Linked DNA regions of Homo sapiens: all the other regions are linked to region 2. Evidence: chromatin contacts called from ENCODE Hi-C or POLR2A ChIA-PET data. All regions are on one chromosome and are shown on one strand. The core of a region is the stretch at or near the end of the contact, and the rest is flanking DNA. Distances in the headings are between cores, read along the strand shown. Region 1 holds the start of ZC3H4 (zinc finger CCCH-type containing 4). Region 2 holds the start of NOP53 (NOP53 ribosome biogenesis factor). Region 3 holds the start of SPHK2 (sphingosine kinase 2). Region 4 holds the start of SAE1 (SUMO1 activating enzyme subunit 1).

Region 1 (2,888 bases), core at 304-2,803, 630 kb after region 2:
TAGCTGGGATTACAGGCGCGCCACACCATGCCTGGCTAATTTTTTGTCTTTTTAGTAGAGACGGGGTTTCGTCACGTTGGCCAGGCTGATCTCAAACTCCTGACCTCAAGTGATCCGCCAGCCTCGGCCTCCCAAAGTGTTGGGATTATGGGTGTGTGCCACCACGCCCCGCTGCCAGCTGGAACATTTAAAAAACAGTAGGATCCGCTGGGCGCGGTGGCTGACGCCCGTAATCCCAGCACTTTGAGAGGCCGAGGCGGGCGGATCACGAGGTCAGGAGATCAAGACCATCCTGGCTAACGCGGTGAAACGCCGTCTCTACTAAAAATACAAAAAATCAGCTGGGCGTGGTGGCGGGCGCCTGTAGTCCCAGCTACTTGGGAGGCTGAGGCAGGAGAATGGCGTGAACCCGGGAGGCGGAGCTTGCAGTGAGCCGAGATCCGCGCCACTGCACTCCAGCCTGGGCGACAGAGCGAGACTCTGCCTCAAAAAAAAAAAAAAAAAAGTAGGATCAATATACCAGGAAGTCACATGGTGCCTCTGTCTCCAGATTTATCACTGTTGACACGGTTTTTCTCTCTTCCTGGAATCTAAGTGGTCTTTGCTTTGTCAGGGCCTGAAATAAGGTATTTCTTTTCTTTTTTTTTTGAGACAAGAGTCTCACTCTGTTGCCCAGGCTGGAGTGCAGTGGCATAATCTCGGCTCACTGCAGCCTCGCGACCTCCCGGGATCGGGCGATTCTCCCTCTTCAACATCCCGAGCAGCTGGGACTACAGGTGTGAGCCATCATGTCCTGCTAATTTTTGTATTTTTAGTAGAGAAGGGGTTTTACCATGTTCGTCAGGCTGGTCTCCAACCCGAGCTCAAGCGATCCGCCCGCCCCGGCATCCCAAAGTGCTAGGATTACAGGCGTGAGCAACATCGCCCCGCCTGAAATAAGGTATTTCTTCTGCCTGGAACCATCTCTTCTTTTTCATGTACCAGCCTAAAAGAACAATTACAAGACCCTCCTCTAACACTCCACCCACCCCCTTTATTCTTTAACTCTGTTTCTCTCCCTTGGGGCATTATCGGTTAAGTTCCATGAAGACAGAAACTGTTCCCATGCTCCATCACAGGGACTGGCACTGTAGAAAGAGCTAACAAGTATTTAAGGAAGATCCCTGGATTCGAGGTTACAGTGAGGTATGATCGTGTCACAGCACTGCAGTCTGGGCGACAGAGCAAGACTCTGTCTCTTAAAAAAAAAATCTTGCTGTGCTTTTTAGAACTAATCCTATGACCGTGAACCGATTACTTAAAACACCGAACTTCAGTCTGCAAATGGGAATAGCAGCAGCTTATGTTAGGACGGTTATGAGGGTCAAAAGATTTTGTTTGTACAGTCTACGACACCGGCCAGTGTTTCTAGCTCTGCTATTTGAGAGCCTTCCATGGGTCCTACACCCCAGGTCCTTAAACTCCCCTGAGGGACTACCAAGCCCCGCCCCTCTCGCATCCAATGATGACATCATCGACTGGGTTGTCGAGTGACGTCACCTCCGGGCTGGCTGGGCTTCATCGCTTCTCCGGAAACCTCCGACTCTCGGCACCTGGCCTCCAGCTTTCGGTTATTTTTTTTTTCCCTCTCCGTAGCCTGAATTCCTTCCCTCCCATTCTCCCACCTAAAACTATTGGCTCTTCCCGCCTTCCTTCAAACTAGCAATTTTCGGTTTTTCCCTCTTGCTCTCCGGCGAATTCCTGAAAGTCGTTTATTCTCCCCTTCAGCCCCGCCCGTTCAGCTCATTCTCTTAATCGCATTACCCTGGCTGCTTTTCTTTCGGCTGTTTCCACCTCCTGCCACCCACCCGGACACCGCTTTCGGCTCTTTCCGGACCGTCTCAGTTTCTCCTCCTTCCCCGGTCCCGATCGGCTTAGGCTATTTATGGCTCCCCTAGGTTTCTCATGCTCTCTCTAGCCCCACCCATATCACCACCTTCAGCTCTTTCTGGCTCTCCCCCGTCGCCTCCTCGCTCCTGCTCAGCTCCTTTCGGCTATTTCCGCCTCCCCTCGGCCTCGCCCTTTGCCTTCGGCTCTTTCCGCCGGCCTTCGGGCAAGCGGTCTCTACCCCTCTCCTGCACGTGACACGGCCTCCGCCTCCGCCTCTCAGTTCCCCCTCCCATCTCACCCTTCCTCCCGCCTCAGCCTCTAGGCTGGTTCGGGCCGAGCCGCCATTTTGTGTCAATTCCTGATTGCGGCGGGGGCCGGGCAGCCGGGGCACCCAGGGCGGGCAGAGAAGGGAGACAGTCGGCCCGTCTCCGCGGCCCGTTCCCTCTCTCCCTCAAATCCTTTTTTTCTTTTTAACCCCCCACCCCCCTCGCTCGCTCTCCTCTTCTCCCCTTACCCTTCGCTTGCTCCATCGCGCGCGGCCCGCGCTAATTACACCCAACCACCCACCAGTGTCCGTGTCTCCCGGGTGTCCCGCCCCCCGGGGGTGCGTGGGGGGGGGGCTCTCGCCCCTATGAGGGCCCCGCGCCAGTGAGCGAGTGACCGCAAGGGTGGGCTGCGGAGAAAGCAGGCGGCGAGCGGCCCTCCGAGGCCTAGGCCGTGCGGCCTACGCGGAGGTCAGCGCAGAGGTGATTCCGAAACCGAAAAAATATATACCCCATTCCCATCAGGAGCCCTCCGAGCTTAAGTGTGCCCCTCCCGCCACGCCCAAGCAGTCCTTTTTCGTGCATTAACATCCCCTCCCCCCCAAAGGAACTATGGAGGCCGCGCCCGGGACCCCCCCGCCGCCGCCATCAGAGTCGCCGCCGCCGCCATCGCCGCCGCCGCCATCAACGCCTTCGCCTCCTCCGTGTTCCCCCGACGCCCGCCCGGCCACCCCGCACCTCCTCCACCACCGCCTC
Region 2 (2,700 bases), core at 63-2,562:
CTTCCAGGCTAAGGCTTCGCCCAGCAGTTTACAGAACTTAGTATTTAGGAAGGACTGCCAGGCGCAGTGGCTCACGCCTGTAATCCCAGCACTTTGGGAGGCCCAGGCGGGTGGCTCACCTGAGGTCAGGAGTTCAAGAGCAGCCTGGCCAACATGGTGAAACCCTGCCTTTACTAAAAATACAAAAATTAGGCTGGGTGTGGTGGCTCACACCTGTAATCTTAGCACCTTAGGGGGCCGGGGCGGGTGGATCACCTAAGGTCAGGAGTTCAAGACCAGCCTGGCCTGTAACATGGCAAAACCCTGTCTCTACTAAAAATACAAAAATTAGCCGGACGTGGTGGTGCATGCCTGTAATCCCAGCTACTTGGGAGGCTGAAGCAGGAGAATCACTTGAACCCAGGAGGCAGAGGTTGCAGTGAGCCGAGATCGTGCCATTGCACTCCAGCCTGGACTACAGAGAAAGACTCCGTCTCAAAAAAAAAAGAAAAAAGAAAAGAAAAGAAAAATAGCCGAGCGTGGTGGCGCCCGCCTGTAATCCCAGCTACTAAGGAGCTGAGGCAGGAGAATCGCTTGAGCCTGGGAGGCGGAGGTTGCGGTGAGCTGAGATCGCGCCTACTCCAGCCTGGGCGATAGAGCGAGACTCCGTCTGAAAAACATATATATATACATATATATACACACACACATATACACATATATATATACACACATATACACATATATATACACACACATATATACATACACACACACACATATTTAGAAAACAGCAAGCTAAGGTGGATGCATGGAACGTATTTATGCTAAAAATTATTCATTGTTTACCTAAAATCCAAATTTAATTGAGCGTCCTGTATATTTATCTGCTAAATCTGGTAACTCTATCAAGCTCTCCAGCTTCCCATGCTGAGTCCCCTGCCCATGCTCTCCATTTCCTCGGCGGTCCCCGGGACAGGAGCCCCCAACCCCCGACCCCCGACCCCCGACCCCCGACGAGTCCACGCAAGCACGCCTGGCCTTGCACCTGGGCGCAGGAACCGTCCCACCTCCCGGAAGTCCCGCCCAACGTACCCGCTCGTGCGCTCCTGTAGCCGCACGTCTTCCAGGAACTGGTCAACCTCCAGCCCCAGCGGCTCCTGAGCAAGCCGCCGCCAGCCCCGCTTCTTATTTCTTGGGCCTCGCCGCCGCCGCCTCAGCGCTGGGTCCACCGAAGTGGGCCGCAGCCCCAGGAAACCAGAATCGGCATCGCTTTTCGAGCTGCGCTTCCCACCAACGCCACTGCCTCCTGCCGCCATCTTGTCAAAGGAAGAACTCAGCCACTGGCGTCCCAAAAAGCCCCTTTGCAGCGTGCGCGCGCAGATTTCCCACCCTCTTCCGTGACGTACTTCCTGTGGCAGCCATATTTATAAAGTGACTGGAGTTGCCAGGAGGCTGCCATCTTGGTAAAGGATAAATGGCTCCTCCTTCCTCCATTCTTTACAGCGGGATCTGAAGATTCCTAACGGCGGCGGGTGGTAGGAAAGAGACGGGAAGGTTGCAGGTTCTTAGCTTTCGCCCTTAAGCGAACACCTTTCCCGGCCGCCTGGGGTCTTTGCTCAAACTGATTTTTTTCTTTAATAGATAAGGTCTCACTTTGTTGCCCCCAGGCTGGAGTGCAGTGGAAGGGTAATGGCTCACTGCAGCCTCCAACTCCTAAGCTCAGGGATTCTCCTACCTCAGCCTCCCGAGTAGCTGCGACCACAGAAGGGTGCATCCGCACCTGGCTAATTTTTTATTTTTATTTTTTGTAGAAATGGAGCCTCCCCATGTTGCCCAGGCTGGTCTCAAACATCTGGTTTCAAGTGATCCTCCTTCCTAGGCCTCCCAAAGCGCTGGGATTACAGGCTCACACCACCACTCCCGGTCCAAACTGATGTGTGTGTGTTTTTTTTTAAGAGACAAAGGTCTCACTATGTTGTCCAGGCTGGTCTTGAACCCCTGGGCTCAAGTGATTCTCCCTCCTCAGCCTCCGAAAATGCTAGGATTACAGATGTGAGCCACCATGCTCGGCCTGATTATTTTTTAATCTCGTTTTCTTAGAAAGTCAGAACCGTCAGTGGCAGATTCCGCACAACACACATTCCAATCTCAGAAGTTTTGTCCTCTCAAATGTTCCAATCCTAGGATCTTAGAAATCAAGTAACTTTCGGAATATCAAAGTTGGAAGCACAGAACATTAGAGGAATGTTAGAAACATACACTTTTAGGACCCTAGAAGTGCAGACTCAGAATCATTCATCTTGAGCGGGCTACTTCACTGTGCCTCAGTTTCCTCATCTGTAAAATAAAGATGATAACAGTACATCTGCGTCATAAGTCATGCAGAAGATTAAACATATGTAAAGCGCTTAAGGCTGCGTCTGGCATCTGAGTGTTAGCTATTGTTACTGCCTTGCCCTCTGAGGCTTCATCTTAGAATCAACTCATCTTTGTCATTTACAAATAAGGAAGGAAGCTCAGAGGCTCTTGGGCCCTGGCAGCCATTCAAAGGGATCCATGGCAGGGCGTGGTGATTCACGCCTCTAATCCCAGCACTTTGGGAGGCCGATGCAGGAGGATCGCTTGAGCCCAGGAATTCAAGACCAGCCTGGGCAACATAGTGAGATCCTGTGTCTGCCAAAAATTTAAAAATTAGCCAGGCGTGATGGTGTGCGCCTG
Region 3 (2,817 bases), core at 317-2,816, 870 kb before region 2:
AAAAATTAGCCAGCCATGGTGGAGGCTACTTGGGAAGCTGAGGTGGGAAGATCACTTTAGCCCAGGAGGTTGCAGCTGCAGTAGGCTGTGATTGTGCCACTGCTTTCCAGCCTGGGCAAGAGTGAGACCCTGTTTTTTCTTTTTTTTTTTTGAGACGGAGTCTCACTCTGTCACCCAGGCTGGAGTGCAGCGCGATCTCGGCTCACTGCAACCTCTGCCTCCCGGGTTCAAATGATTCTCCTGCCTCAGTCTCCCGAGTAGCTGGGATTACAGGTGCGCATCACCATGCCTGGCTAATTTTTGTATTTTTAGTAGAGATGGGGTTTCACCATGTTGGCCAGGCTGATCTCGAACTCCTGGCCTCAGGTGATCCGCAGGCCTTGGCCTCCCAGAGTGCTGGGATTACAAGCTTGAGCTACCACGCCTGGCCTCCAATTTTTTTTTTTTTTTTTTAAAGAAAAGCTTCAGATTTTGTCTTTCCACAGTATGAGGATCTTGGCTTTTAGATGGTCCCTTACCTGGTCCTGCTGCTCCTCTGCTTCAAGGTGTCCATTCATCTGCTGGTCCTCTGCTCTGTTACATCAACGGGACCCTGGCCCTGGGTCTTAAGCCATAGTAGGCTGGTAGGAGCAAGGAGTCAGGTCTCACTGTCCTGGCCTGACCTTCAGCTCTGTGGAGGAGAGGTAAGTGAGGAGCAGCATTGACAGCCAACTGCAGGAGGCCCTTCCAGGCTCAATGTGCCTGAGAACCAAGAGGCAGGGGCCTCCCTGGCGGGTGGGGGGAAGAGTAGATAAGTCATTTTAATCACTGCCCCAGCCAGTCCATCTGGTTGCACACAATATGTATGCTATAATAGGAGTGAAGGCTAATTTTTATTGAGCACTTATTATGTGCAAAATATTGACCTCAGCAGTTTTATTAACTTTCATAATCCTGAAAAACACCCCTGTGTGCCAGGCCTGTTGTCATCCCCTTTTTGTCCATAAGGAGAGTAAGGCCCAAAGAAGTTAAGTGATTTTCCCAAGATCACAGAGAGGTTAAATGACTTGCCCAATCACCCCATTAGTAACTAGCAGAGCCAGGATTTGAATTTGGTTATAGCCTTGCAAGGCCCCATCTCACCATCTTTCTTTGCCACTACTTCTCCCTGGGTCTCCATCTCACCCCTCTTTCTAGGTCTCCTTCCTACCCTTTGGGCCTCCATTCCCCCCACCCCCAAGCCACGGAGTCTCCATTTTGCCTCCCCTATGAAACTCTGTCTCCCTCTTTCTAGGTCAGGGAAGGGCCATCTAGGGGCCGGGGGAGAAGGAGAAGCGGAACTCAAAGGATGGGAATACAGGATGCTATAGATTGAGGTGCAGCAAGATCATCTCGGGTTAGACCTTAAGTAGGACTTCCCAAGCAGCGGCTGCGCCTACGAAGTGCAGCGCGAGATCAGGGAGCGGTGAACCTGATAAGGAAACGCCCGAAGCGTGGGGTCGGAAATTTCCAGATGCCCCGACTAGCCCTGCCAGCCCCGCCTCCTCACCTCCAACACTGGGCCCGCCGGGTCCTCCGGGAGCCACTGAGAGGCCGTCGGCGTCGGGCCAGAGCGTCACCGCGCGACGCATCGTGCTAGCTACACGCATCTCGCTCCCAGATCCCTTTCTTCCGGAAAGCTATCGAGAACACGGCCTGGGTAGGGCCAGAGAGGCCCCCGACGTGCTGGCCCTTCCCTCTTGGACGTTGCGCTTGTTCCTGCGCTCTATGCTCTCTGCCGTTATCGCCCGGCTAGTCAGTCGTCCAACTCACCACAGAGAAGTCCGGATCGTGGTAGAGCGCCGCGTCGCACCCATGTGACGTCACGGCGGCGCCACTCGCTTGAGGCTTTCCCCGCCCACCCCAGCCCGTTCTCTCTTTCCGGACCTGGCCGAGCAGGAGGCGCCATCATGGTGAGCTCGCTTTGCGGCGTTCGGGGCTGGATAATCCGCTGCCATCCGCCGTGGTTTTGGGCTAGGGGCACGCTGGAGGGCGGCAGGGGGTCTGCGGCTGCCCGGAGGGAGCAATTCCCGATACTGGGGACCTACTCTGGGGGCCAGGAAAGCAGGGATGGGTCAGTCATAGCCTACCGCCCCCACTTAGTAGATGACCAAGTGGAGGTACTCGGAGGCTGATATGACTGGGTTTACAAAGCCAGGAAGTGGCAGAGCCAGGATTCCGACCCAGGTGGCTGGACCCGCAGCCACTCTTAGTTATTTGGCTTTGCTGCCTTTATCTGGACCTGTCACTTTCTAGTATGAAAAGTCGGGTTCGATGGGGGCCGCGGCGGGTGAGAGGATCGAGAGCCGAATAACTGGATTTGGGGACCAGGCAGGTCTCTGAGTCTCAGGCCCCTTCCCACCTTGTGATGGTTTTTGAGCCTTTGCCCCAGTGTCTGGCTGTTCGTTGGGTACACAGTAATCTCATCTGACAAGTTTGTGAATTTGGGAAGAAATAATTCACAGGAGATGCTCATCACGGGGTTTTGCACACAGTAAGTGCTGCATAAGTGGAGCTATTAAATAGTTCTTGTAATTGTCAACACAGTCTGAAAAACTTAAGTTGCTCAGAAAGGCAGCAGGGCGGTAGGAGCCTGGCGAGGCGGCTCACGCTTGTTATCCTAGCACTTTGGGAGGCCGAGGCGGGAGGATTCCTTGCCCAGGAGATCAAGACCAGCCTGGCCAATATTGTGAGACCCTGTCTCCACTTTAAAAACGATGTTTTAAAAAGACACTATTTGGTAAGGGTTGTTGGATTGACTGATGCTGTAGGAGAGGTGGTTCTAGTAGTATTGCTAGG
Region 4 (2,825 bases), core at 109-2,608, 610 kb after region 2:
TCCGGAGTTTGAGACCAGCCTGGCCAACATGGTGAAAACCCATGTCTACTAAAAATACAAAAATTAGCCAGGCATGGTGGCGCGAGCCTGTAATCCCAGCTACTCAGAAGACTGAGGTGAGAGGAAGTCTTGAACCCGGGAGGCCAGAGGCTGCAGTGAACCGAGGTCACCCAACTGCACAAAACAAAAGACGTCCTGGCGCGGTGGCTCACTCCTGTAATCCCAGCACTTCAGGAGGCCGAGGCGGGTGGATCACTTGAGGTAAGGAGATCGAGACCAGTCTCGTCAATATGGCGAAACCCCGTGTCTACTAAAAATACAAAAATTAGCCGGGCGTGCTGGCGGGCCCCTATAATCCCAGCTACTCGGGAGGCTGAGTTAGGAGAATCGCTTGAATCCGGGAGGCAGAGGTTGCAGTGAGCCGAGATCGCGCCACTGCCCTCCAGCCTGGGCGACAGAGAGAGACTATCTCAAAAAAAAAAAAAAAAAAAAAAAGAATTCCCTAAGCTACTCCACAATGCCCAAACTACGTCTCCTGTCCTATCAAGACACAGCCCCATACCAAACACAAGCAACCTTTTCGGGAGCCTACGGCCGTCCCCCTCCAGCCTCTCCGAGCCTCTCAAGATTCCCATTTGAGATAACTTGCTCCAAAACTCCTCAAAACCCGCATTCTCTCAGACTGGCCCGCCCGTGAGCTCCCACAAGAGTGTAAGCTCCCGTCTGTCCGGTTGGCCAGTCCAGTCTCCCCTGTGTGCAGCACGGAACCAGGTCCCATACCCTCGAATGAATGAACTGCGTCCCTCACCTCACCCTTTCCACGTATCCCCAGCCCCTCTTATCCCCTAACCGCGATCAAACCCCACAATCACCGCTTTCGGGCCTCGGATTTCCTGAGTTTGAATTCTCCCGCTCTCTCAGGACTCCCCAACGCCCCCTTCAGAGCTCCCATCCTTCGGAACGGCCCTCCCAACCACTTCCCAGACCTTCCAGAAACATCCCCAATCAACTCCTCCAGTCCCCCCAAGAGAGAGACGATCCCAGAGCACAGAATTCCCGCCTCCTCCCTTCAAATCACACCTTCCCGCTCCTTCCGGGCCGCAAACGCCTCAGAATAGACGCCCCCTCCAGACCCTAGCGGCCTCAAGCCGCGCCGGCCCTGACCGTTTCTGGGCCTCCAGTCCCCACAGGCGGATCTGCCGGTCATACTGTGCCGCCTCCTCCTCGCTAATGCCGCCGCCAGCCTCCTCCTTCTCCACCATGGCGCCGGCTCTTCCTGCCTCAGCTCCGGTCCCGCTCAAGCCAACCGCCCGCCGGACCCGCGCGCCACCTACCGCCGCCGGCAGCACGCCCGGAGTGCTTCTGCGCATGCGCAGACCCTCCCACGCCTGCGCAGTACCTCGTCCGCGGAGCCTGGGACCAAAAGTACCTCACGAGACTCAAAGGCGATCCGGCGACTGCATGTCACGTGACGGAGGGTCCAACCAATCCTAGCCCCAAAAATGGCGCGGCTTAAGGCCCCGAGGGCGTTGCCCACGTGGTCACTTATGTGGCACTTAAATTCTGCAAATATTTAAGGAGTGCATACTGAGATCCCAGCAATAGGGATGTTGTAAAATAACGGTATTGAGTGAAATCGACAAAGCCCTGTCCTCATGGAGTTTACGATCCAGTGAGAAAAGCCCGAAGAGAAATAAATATAAACCCAGCGATGATAAATGCTTTGGAGAAAAATAAAGCAGGACATGGGGCTACAGAGTAACAGGGGTGGTCAGGGAAGGCTTATCAGAGGTGACATTGAACTGTCAATTTTTTTTTTTTTTTTTCATAGAGATGGGGTCCCTCTGTTGCCTAGGCTGGTCTCCAACTCCTGGCCTCAAGCCATCCTCCCGCCTCTGCCTCCCAAAGTGCTGGGATTACAACCATGAGCCACTGTGCCCAGCCTTTCATGTCCCTACTATGTGTTGCACTTTGTGCCCAGCCCTGGACATACAATAATAATAAAAATGAACACATCTCTGCCTTAGAGGCAGTCACGGCCCAGTGGGAGAGAGGAGCGTTAAGAAAACAGGAATAGGCCAGGCACGGTGACTCGCACCTGTAATCTCAGCACTTCGGAAGGCCAAGGCAGGCAGATTACTTTAAATCAGGAGTTGGAGACCAGCCTGGCTAATGTGGTGAAATCCCGTCTTTAGTAAAAATAAAAAAATTAGCAGGGCATGGTGGCTCACACTTGTAGTCCCAGCTACTTGGAAGGCTGAGGTAGGATAATTGCTTGAATCCGGGAGGCGGAGGTTGTAGTAAGCCAAGATCATGCCTCTGCACTCCAACCTGGGTAACAGAGCAAGACTCTGTAAAAAAAAAAAAAAAAGAAAGAAAGAAAGAAAGGAAGGAAGGAGGGAGGGAAAGAGAGAGGGAAAGGAAGGAAGGAAGGGAAAAAAAAAAAAAACCAGGGATGGCCCCAGGTGGTCAATATAGGGAAACGCTATCTCTATTAAAAATACAAAAATTAGCTTGGTGTGGTGGTACTGAGTCTATAGTCCCAGCTACGTGGGAGGCTGAGGTGGAAGGATTTCTGATGTTAGAATCATAGGCTTTTTGGCAGGGCACAGTGGCTCATGCCTGTAATCCCAGCACTTTGGGACGCCAGGGAGGGCAGATCACGAAGTCAGGAGTTCGAGACCAGCCCGGCCAAGATGGTGAAACCCCCATCTCTACTAATACTAAAAAATTAGCCGGGCGTGGTGGCACACGCCTGTAGTCTCAGCCAATTGGGAGGCTGAGGCCGGAGAATCGCTTGAACCTGGGAGGCAGAGGTTGCAGTG

What was found. Hi-C counts contacts between places; a loop is a spot of excess contacts on that map. ChIA-PET counts read pairs that join two places held with the same protein, here RNA polymerase II (POLR2A). Pooled maps may share reads with other maps.
Region 1: a loop to region 2 is called in a map of CD8-positive, alpha-beta T cell, with 6 times the contacts of the local background. The contact joins the promoter of ZC3H4 here to the promoter of NOP53 in region 2. A Hi-C loop is called at or near these places in 1 of 168 maps with a recorded cell type or tissue (CD8-positive, alpha-beta T cell), 3 of 37 single-sample maps with no recorded cell type and 8 of 50 pooled maps.
Region 3: a loop to region 2 is called in a map with no recorded cell type, with 25 times the contacts of the local background. The contact joins the promoter of SPHK2 here to the promoter of NOP53 in region 2. A Hi-C loop is called at or near these places in 1 of 168 maps with a recorded cell type or tissue (heart left ventricle), 2 of 37 single-sample maps with no recorded cell type and 5 of 50 pooled maps.
Region 4: a loop to region 2 is called in a pooled map, with 7 times the contacts of the local background. The contact joins the promoter of SAE1 here to the promoter of NOP53 in region 2. A Hi-C loop is called at or near these places in 3 of 50 pooled maps. POLR2A ChIA-PET finds 5 or more read pairs at or near these places in 2 of 52 experiments (HEK293 and PC-9).

What each region holds. Positions count from the first base shown.
Region 1 is chr19:47,112,441-47,115,328 of GRCh38, reverse strand. ZC3H4 (zinc finger CCCH-type containing 4) reads left to right here and starts at 1,553. Exons shown (of 15, transcript NM_015168.2): 1 at 1,553-1,609; 2 at 2,740-2,888. The coding sequence starts at 2,745. RefSeq lists enhancers at 1,411-1,640, 1,881-2,040, 1,920-2,647, 2,648-2,888 and silencers at 2,451-2,540, 2,791-2,888.
Region 2 is chr19:47,744,158-47,746,857 of GRCh38, reverse strand. It overlaps NOP53 (NOP53 ribosome biogenesis factor), which reads right to left and starts at 1,312. Exons shown (of 13, transcript NM_015710.5): 1 at 1,075-1,312. The coding sequence starts at 1,298. RefSeq lists enhancers at 119-619, 1,040-1,429.
Region 3 is chr19:48,618,255-48,621,071 of GRCh38, reverse strand. It overlaps SPHK2 (sphingosine kinase 2), which reads right to left and starts at 1,566. Exons shown (of 7, transcript NM_020126.5): 1 at 1,529-1,566; 2 at 519-670. The coding sequence starts at 557. It overlaps RPL18 (ribosomal protein L18), which reads left to right and starts at 1,894. Exons shown (of 7, transcript NM_000979.4): 1 at 1,894-1,931. The coding sequence starts at 1,929. RefSeq lists enhancers at 1,223-1,312, 1,473-2,152, 2,423-2,817.
Region 4 is chr19:47,129,368-47,132,192 of GRCh38, reverse strand. SAE1 (SUMO1 activating enzyme subunit 1) reads right to left here and starts at 1,358. Exons shown (of 9, transcript NM_005500.3): 1 at 1,165-1,358. The coding sequence starts at 1,262. RefSeq lists enhancers at 1,038-1,277, 970-1,584.